Linked DNA regions of Homo sapiens: all the other regions are linked to region 3. The links are chromatin contacts, found by Hi-C or POLR2A ChIA-PET in ENCODE. All regions are on one chromosome and are shown on one strand. Each heading gives the region's core, a stretch centred on a gene start or an enhancer-like site at or near the end of the contact. The rest is flanking DNA. Distances are from core to core; before and after follow the strand shown.

Evidence for each region. A loop is a pair of places that touch in the nucleus more often than their neighbours do. ChIA-PET counts read pairs that join two places held with the same protein, here RNA polymerase II (POLR2A). Pooled maps may share reads with other maps.
Region 1: a map of gastrocnemius medialis shows a loop between it and region 3 (4-fold over the local background). The contact joins the enhancer-like site here to the promoter of CHMP3 in region 3. A Hi-C loop is called at or near these places in 2 of 168 maps with a recorded cell type or tissue (chondrocyte and gastrocnemius medialis) and 2 of 50 pooled maps. POLR2A ChIA-PET finds 5 or more read pairs at or near these places in 2 of 52 experiments (MCF 10A and common myeloid progenitor, CD34-positive).
Region 2: a pooled map shows a loop between it and region 3 (2.4-fold over the local background). The contact joins the enhancer-like site here to the promoter of CHMP3 in region 3. A Hi-C loop is called at or near these places in 2 of 50 pooled maps. POLR2A ChIA-PET finds 5 or more read pairs at or near these places in 3 of 52 experiments (WTC11, activated naive CD4-positive, alpha-beta T cell and endothelial cell of umbilical vein).

What each region holds. Positions count from the first base shown.
Region 1 is chr2:86,703,203-86,705,902 of GRCh38, reverse strand. The region is part of intron 1 of RNF103-CHMP3 (RNF103-CHMP3 readthrough); the gene reads left to right. Among named protein-coding and RNA genes, the nearest start is that of RMND5A, 16 kb to the left of the region's middle. Within about 2 kb of position 1,287, at least 22 of the 41 ENCODE cell types and tissues checked have a DNase peak (open chromatin) inside an H3K27ac peak, as active enhancers do; they include gastrocnemius medialis, where a contact is called at or near this core.
Region 2 is chr2:86,746,803-86,749,502 of GRCh38, reverse strand. The region is part of intron 2 of RMND5A (required for meiotic nuclear division 5 homolog A); the gene reads right to left. Among named protein-coding and RNA genes, the nearest start is that of RNF103-CHMP3, 27 kb to the right of the region's middle. Within about 2 kb of position 1,347, at least 4 of the 41 ENCODE cell types and tissues checked have a DNase peak (open chromatin) inside an H3K27ac peak, as active enhancers do.
Region 3 is chr2:86,562,138-86,564,837 of GRCh38, reverse strand. CHMP3 (charged multivesicular body protein 3) reads left to right here and starts at 1,395. Exons shown (of 6, transcript NM_016079.4): 1 at 1,395-1,534. The coding sequence starts at 1,490. All of the region lies in intron 3 of RNF103-CHMP3 (RNF103-CHMP3 readthrough), which reads left to right. It overlaps CHMP3-AS1 (CHMP3 and RNF103 antisense RNA 1), which reads right to left. Exons shown (of 6, transcript NR_183901.1): 1 at 2,591-2,700; 2 at 1,918-1,992; 3 at 1,439-1,570; 4 at 1,056-1,150; 5 at 698-861. RefSeq lists enhancers at 1,020-1,079, 1,238-1,532, 1,690-1,789, 1,800-1,969.

The DNA of each region.
Region 1 (2,700 bases), core at 38-2,537, 140 kb before region 3:
ACACTCAGCTCTACTGTGTGACCATGAGCAAGTTATTTAACCTCATGTTGCCTTAATTTCTTTATAAAATGGTGATAGTAATAATACCTAATAGAGTTGTCATAAAGGTGAAATGATTGGCTGGGCACGGTAGCTCACACCTGTAATCCCAGCACTTTGGGAGGCCAAGGTGGGGAGATCTCTTGAGGTCAGGAGTTTGAGACCAACCTGCCCAACATGGCAAAACCCCGTCTCTACTAAAAGTACAAAAAAAAAAAAAAAATAAGCCGAGCATGGTGGTGGAAGCCTGTAATCCCAGCTACTCGGGAGGCTGAGGCAGGAGAATCACTTGAACCCAGAAGACAGAGGTTGCAGTTGCAGTGAGCTGAGATCATGCCACTGCACTCCAGCCTGGGTGACAGAGCAAGACACTGTCTGAAAAAGAAAAAAGAAATAAAGATTAATGATTGGCCAGGAGTGATGGCTCATGCCTGTAATCCCAGCACTGTGAGAGGCCGAGGTGGGTGGATCACTTGAGCTCAGGAGATCAAGACCACCAGCCTGGGCAACATGTCGAAACCCCATCTCTACAAAAAATACAAAAATTAGCTGGGTGTGGTGACACGCACCTGTATTCCCAGCTACTTGGAAGGCTGAGGTGGGAGGATTACCTGAGCCTGGGGAGTTTGAGGCTGCAGTGAGCAGTGATCACGCCACTGCACTCCAGTCTGGGTGACAGAGTGAGACCCCGTCTCAAAAAATAAATAAATAAAAATGATTAATGATTAACTAAATGTAAAATGCTTAGAAGAATCTCTGGCATATAGTAAATATTATACTTGTTAGCTATTATTTATGTGCTTAGTTTACTTAATTAGACCATATGCTACTTGAGGGCTGTGTAAATTAAGCTGTAAATTACTCCAAACTTACTCCAAAACTTGACTTAACATTGTCTCACAGGTGGGTCAGGAATCTGGGAGTGCTTAGCTGGGTCACTCACAGGATGCAATTAAGGTGTTGGCTGAGCCTGCAGTCATCTGAAGGCTTCATCTGTTTTCAAGCTCACTCACGTGGTTGTTGGCAGGATTCAAGTCCTCATGGGTTGTTAGATTCAGCCTCAGTTCTTCACTAGCTGTTGGCCAGAGGCCACTCTCAGTTCTTTGCCACATAGGGCTTGTCCGTGGGGTGCTTACAACAAGGCAGCTGGCCCCCCTCAGAATAAGCAAGCAAGAGAGCAAGATAGACTTCACCCTATTTTTATAACCTAATCTCAGAAGTGACTCACCTTTCTGGCATTCTATTTGTTAGAAGCGAGTCACTAGATCCAGGCCACAATCAATGTGAGGGAATTATACAAGAACAAGAATAAGAGGAGGCTGCTGTCACTGGGAGCCATCTGGGGGCTGCCTACCCCAGTCTACCTTCTGACCCCCGTGATTCACATTCCACATGCACAATATACTCACTGCCTCCTGAAGTCCCCCAGAGCCTCATCCCATTGTATGTAGGTGACTGTAACTTATTTGTAACTGCAGCCACTTTTTCTTATTGATTTGAACAAAAGGAAAAGGGTAATCTTCATTATGAAAGAGAAGTATAGAAACTCATGTCTCTAAAACTAAAGCCATATGAATAAAATTCCATAAAAATACAATAAAGAATAAGATTTTTTTCTTAGCTGTAATTTTGTATACCCTAATATGTAACAGTCACTACGAGACTGAACAAAGGAGGACAAACGCCGCTTGTGACAGTTACTACGGGACTGAATGAAAGAGGACGAACGCAGAAATGAAAACTTAAGACAAAAGAATCTATTTTAAAGAAGGGGTCGGGGGCTCCTTGCTTCTAGTGAGCAAGGGCCTTGAGCTTTCACAGCCCTCCGTATTTATTGGATAGAAAGAGCAGGGAGGAGGAGGTAGCGATCCGTCAGCTGCTTGATTGATCATAGGTTCCCATTATTGCTAACAGGCTTCAGATGTGCCTAATCACAAGAAACACTTGCGCCTGAGGCGTGACTGCACTCAGCGTTCCCTCTGGGTGGCAGACGCAATTTGTCAGTTTGCCAACATTCTGCCTTTATGAGAACAGTTTGCTGTTTACTCATATAGCCTCCAGTGGTATACTGAGTTAATCACAACCCTCATTCTTTTGGCCTCCAACACTGATATAGTTGGAGAATTTAATAACTACATTTTAAACATGCATCATTTTATTTCACATCCATGTTTGATTCAAGGGCAAAGATGCAAGAGATCAGAAGGTAAAACCTCATTTTATGTTTTAAATTTTAATAAGCTCGTTCATATAATTCTGTTTACTGTTGGGTTCACAATTGCAAGGAATATGGATAATTTATACACCTTTTTCCAAATCAACCCCGATCATGGTTATCCAATAATGTACAATCAGCTAAAACACATTATTGCATTGAAATAGATCATTTCTCATCCAATCATATCCGGGGTACTTCTCCAATCCCTAGATATGGGCGCATTCAGTCTTAGTGTCTACACCCCGTGATATGGAAGAAAAACAGAGTAGGTATACATAGTACCATGTGCCCTTTTCTCTCTAACCCTCCTCTCCATGATTTTCCAAGGCATAAGCAAAAGCCACAGAACCAACTATTCATACTTTGCCGGGATCCTCTGGCTTGGGTCTGCAACAGCTTTTTCAATGAAGAGTTGAGTTCAATGCCTTGAAGCAAATTGAAGG
Region 2 (2,700 bases), core at 98-2,597, 180 kb before region 3:
AGGAGAATCGCTTGAACCCAGGGAGGCAGAGGTTGCAGTGAGCCGAGATCACGCCATTGCACTCCAGCCTGAGAGACAGAGCAAGACTCCATCTCAAAAAAAAAAAGAAAGAAAAAGAAATAATACAAAGTACCTAGATGCTAAAGCAAGAGCATCCATGCATATAATGAAAAAACTGTTAACTAGCACTGAAGAACCACAACTGCTTGTATAAGATTATGTTTAATTTCTATTTATCAGATTCTGCCTGTTGAGAGCTAATTTTATAACAGTTCATCAGTATTTTTAAGTAAATTATTTTATCTTTATGCTGTCTATGACAACTACAACACCGGAGATGGTACTGCTTTCTGTCTCTTCTGGAGTAGAGCTCAGAGGCTGATCAACGCTGTTCTCTCCCAAATTCCACTTCCCAAAGGGCCATTCAAATGCATAAAGGAATGGGTTTCTAAAGATCTGAAGATGAGTTTATTACAAACTCAGGAACCTGCCCATAACTCTCTAAATGTCTAAATGCACAGTATAAGGAAAGAATAGAGAGATGAATTAAGAAAGTTCTCTCACTAACTTATCAACTGCATTAAATCCAAATACAACCTTCAGGTTTCTACTTATTCATTTAATGATTTTTCCCCAAACAACAAATTTATTAGTACCTATTCCTTAGGGAAAAATAAAACAACGCTGGAAGACACGCTGGTCAGCTCAAAGCACAGATCATGTTGAAACAATTTTATCCGGTAATATATATATTAGGTCAGAATTTTAATAAGCTACCATCTGACAGTACTTGCTCAGATCAAACAAAATAATCCCTTCAATTCTTTCCTTAATATACATATTAAAAGTAAATATTCATCAACTAGAAAATTACAAAAAGAGTCTAATATTTAAACAATTTTCTTTGGGTTTGCTACAAAGTTTTACAACAATGCCCTATGTGTATCTCTATTTTCTTAAGGCTTACTATGGTCACTACTACATAGGTAAGAAAAGTCAAACACCCTTACACTCAAAATCTAACTACATTCAAGCTCGTAACTTATTTGCTGCTCTTGGAAAAGAAGCATGAATAAGCAATGCATTCGATTGTTTTCTGGACACTTCTGAGCTCCCTTCTACCATTCTGATTTTCCAGTATAAACTACTGAGGTAGATAAGTAAACTTCCATAGCTTATTTTCTGGTCACATGCATTAAAAATTAAAGCTAAGATTATAAAATATATAGAGGTTGAGGAAATGCAATACACTGTCAAACTCCTTTTGTTATAACTGCAGGTTCTTACTCACTGTTGCATCAGAGCTAGCATTAGTTCCAGCTTCTGTTGCTAGGTAACCAAGCTCATTTGCATGGCTGTCCAGAAAATCCACAGCACTGCAAACCAGCCAAGAGGTGGCTAATGAAGAGAAATACCATCTATAATTAACATCTTCTGTCTTACTATACTTTTTCTTTTCATATTTTTTAAGCAAAGAAAAGCTTTGGCATCCTGTTCTTAATTGGGAAGAAAGGATCCAAACAAGAACCAAAAGCAAAAAAGCACACATCCAAGGGTGTGTCCATCCGGAGAGGATGTTCTGACTTGGAAGGAGAAATCCAGGACATACTAAATCTAGAAGCTGAGGCAGAAGAGGAGTAAATAACTTTGATACAACATCATTATGAAAGTGTGCGATCTAAACAGGCCGTATCATGCCGTATCATGAATACACAAATCAGTCGGAAATGGCTTTCACTGTTTACCGTCAAAAACCCATCCGTTTCTCAAATATATTTTATAAAATTATAATGACTGAGCAGACAGTGGTCACAATATATATAAAACTCAGTATTTAATTCCTAAGTACCAATTCCCTAATAGTATTAACATGTATTTTGAAACTTCTCCATCTACTTTGAAGAAAAATTAGTGTATGAACCAACAAAATGTGCTATTGTTGCACCTACCAGGAATTAATTTCCCTTTTAAGCATCCAGTTAATCTGGTTTAGCAGTGAGAGGCAGACAGCAAAGGATACTTAACAGAGTAAGAAGACCTGGATTCTGGTTCTCCTCAGACTAACAGACGATAGCTACTTCGCATACAAACCACACAAGATTAGTATTCAGAAGAGTTTGAAACAAACACACACCTCTCAATAAGAAAGATAACTTAACAGAAAAAATGGACAGAACATGAAATGCACAAATGGGAAATTCCTAATGTTAAACATGAGAAGATGCCCCACCTTCAAGATGGTCAAAGAAAGGCAAAATTAGTACAACTAGATACTACTTCACACCCATCTGATTAATCTTTAAACATTTGAAGTCTGATAATACCAGGTATAGGTGAGAAATGAGGAAGCAGGAAGTGTTATAGGTGTTTGGTAGGGCTGTAAATTGGTATAAACCCTTCAGGGGAAAATTTTACAATACCTAGTAAAGCTGATAATGAGGCACCTGTCCTATGATGAAATAATCCATATTTAGGCATATACCAGATAGCAGTGCTTTACAAACCAAGGGCTGGAAAATAAACTTGGTAGTGTGTCATAATCAGCATTTTGTAGATGCATTTTTTGATGTAGACATTCCATATTCTCCTTACGGTATTTATACCTCTTCTTTGGTTATCAACATTAAGAGAAAGGTAGATTCACACTGTTATGTTATTGCTTTATTTAAAAAATGAGGGAGTAACGTGCCAAACCACTCT
Region 3 (2,700 bases), core at 146-2,645:
GCTTTTTTAAAAACAACTTTATTGAAGTATGATTGGACATAAAATAAATCGCACATACTTAGTGTCCAACCTGGTAAGTTTTGATATTGTATACATCTGTGAAACCATCATCACAATCAAGATATTATCCATCATCCCCCTAAACTTCGTGTCTCTTTGTAATCCCTCTTTTCTGCCTCTTTCTGACCCCACTCCTATCCGCTAGCAACCGCCCATGTACTCTCTGTCACTATGTATTAGTTTGCATTTTCCAGAATGTTATGTAAATGGAATCATACGGTTCTGGCTTCTTTCACTTGGCAGAATTATTTTGAGATTCATCCATGCTGTTGCATTTATCAATAGTTTACTTTTTTATTGCTCAGTACTATTCCTTCGTATGGATCAATCACGACTGGTTTATCCATTCACTTGTTGATAGACATTTGGATTGTTTCCAGTTTATGGCTATTACAAATAGAGCTGCTATGAACATTTGTGTACAAGTCTTTGTAAGAACATATGCTTTTTTCCCTCTTGGGTAAATAGCTAGGAATGGAAGGCTGGCTTTGTTTAGCATTTTAAGAAATTGTCAAAATGTTTTCAAAGCTGCCGAACCATTTTATGATTCCACCAGAGACAGGAGTATGGGGCTGAGGTAACAAATGGTCCCCTTCACCATCCTCGGATGAGTTAATGACAGTAACCATCAGCTCACCGTATAGGCCTAATCAGGAACTGTCCGTGCTAAAATGTGTCTAGTTCTCTTTAGTCAGATTCCTTTGAGAGTGTGATTAAGCTCACGGTCAGTGTGGCGTGTAGGACGGGACACACATGGACAAATGCTAGGCAGGAATCGCCCACGCTGGAAAGGGCGATGGCCTGAAAAAAAACGACCGCAGTTGGGATGGAAAGGGGAGGGTTGAAGTTCAGACATATTGAAGTTAGAATGGTTGGGACTTGGTAAGAGGGGAGAGAGGACGATGCCTAGGGTTTAGTGACCAGGTGATGGTGGTGCAAGCAGAGGGGAGGAGTGGGTTGGCGGGAGGAAAAAGAGGTTATTTTTGGTTTGTCACCTGTGAGTTGCCTACTGGACACAAAGATGAAGCTGTCGGGAAAGTGATGCTAAGTGTACACGTCTGCGTGGAGATCCAGACTTCTGGTGCAACATCTAGGTTTAGGTGAAGTATTAGAAGCAGTTGTAGCCAACAAATTCGTATCTTTCAGAGCAATCATTTCTACACCTTACGAAAAGCACCGAATCCGTGGTCTCCCCCACACAGACATGACCAGAACATGTGCGATGACGTCAGCCTTTTTGACTAGTCTCCCACTCACTCGATTCTGCGCAGGCGTATGGCGCATGCGCAACATCCCCTAGTGCCGCCGCTCCCTACTCTGGGGGTTGGGACTACCTCCTTTTCCGCGGGCCCCGCCCAGGCGGCTGCCCGTGACCTGCCTGGGCGCGGGGAACTGAAAGCCGGAAGGGGCAAGACGGGTTCAGTTCGTCATGGGGCTGTTTGGAAAGACCCAGGAGAAGCCGCCCAAAGAACTGGTAAGGGCTACGGCGGCGGCAGATAAGCGGGTGGATCTGTGTGGGGCGTAGTGAAGTTGGTAAATGACAGGACACTCTTCTCCCCACCGCCTGCCCGATACCGCCCGGCCCCCATTTCCGGGGACTCCCACTCGACAGGGGGGCCGGAGGAAGAGTCTTTAGGAGTCGGCTGTGGGACGCGAGAGCTCCTGGTGCCATGGCTCTCGAACAGGTAGCCGAGGGTGGATGAAGAGTTTCTCCACCTCGCCACTGAGCGCGTAGGCAGCGACACCGTCCTGGCCTCGGAAACCTCTTCCCCCTGCGCGCGTTGGTACGACCCGCCCGGAACCTTTTCCCAGCGTAGGCCCCACCCCTCCAGCCCGGCTGCGGACCACCCGGAGAACCTTCTCCTGCCCGAAGCGTTGTTTGGAGCGGGCCGGGTCGCGTCTGCCGGAGGAGCCGTCTGTTCTCCGTCCTCCCTGTTGTGTTGAAAAAGAGGCTCAGTTTCCTCTTTCCCCAGCCCTTGTGTTGACCCTAGGCACATACCGTAGCGGGGCAGGGACTCGACCCAGAAGAATGTTACAGAAGATAGCTCTGGACCCGGCTTCGAACTCTCGTTACCTATTAATTGAGATAATATTGGGAGGCAAACAGTTGAAAATGCCCTGCAGTCAGTCAACCTAAGTTTGAATCCTGCCTTCCCACATCTCAGCTCTGTGATCTCTGGAAAGTTCACTTCTCAGTGCCTTCTCGACTGTGAAGCCAGAATAATAGTAGTGTCACCTCAGAGTAATTGAAGATTCAGGGATGTAAAGTTTTCATATTGGTAGTTAGGGCTAATTCTTTAAATACGGCACAGCTTTGCTACTCAAATGCCAACCAGCAGCATCAACATCACCTGGGAGCTTGTTAAATCTCGGACACCACTCCAGACCCACTGAGTCAGATTTTGAATTCTGACAAGCTCCCTAATGATTAGTGTGCACATCAGTGCTTTGAGAAGCACTGCTCTGCAACACCTAGGCTTGTCCATAATGGAAAAAAAAAATCCTGAAATCCTTTAATAAATGATCTTACCTGTTCAGCTCTAGCAGGCACATTTTAAAAACTAATCTTATGCATCTTGCAATTCCTGGCACATAATGTGCGTTAATGTAAATTTGTTGTTGTTGTTGTTAAAGGCCCTA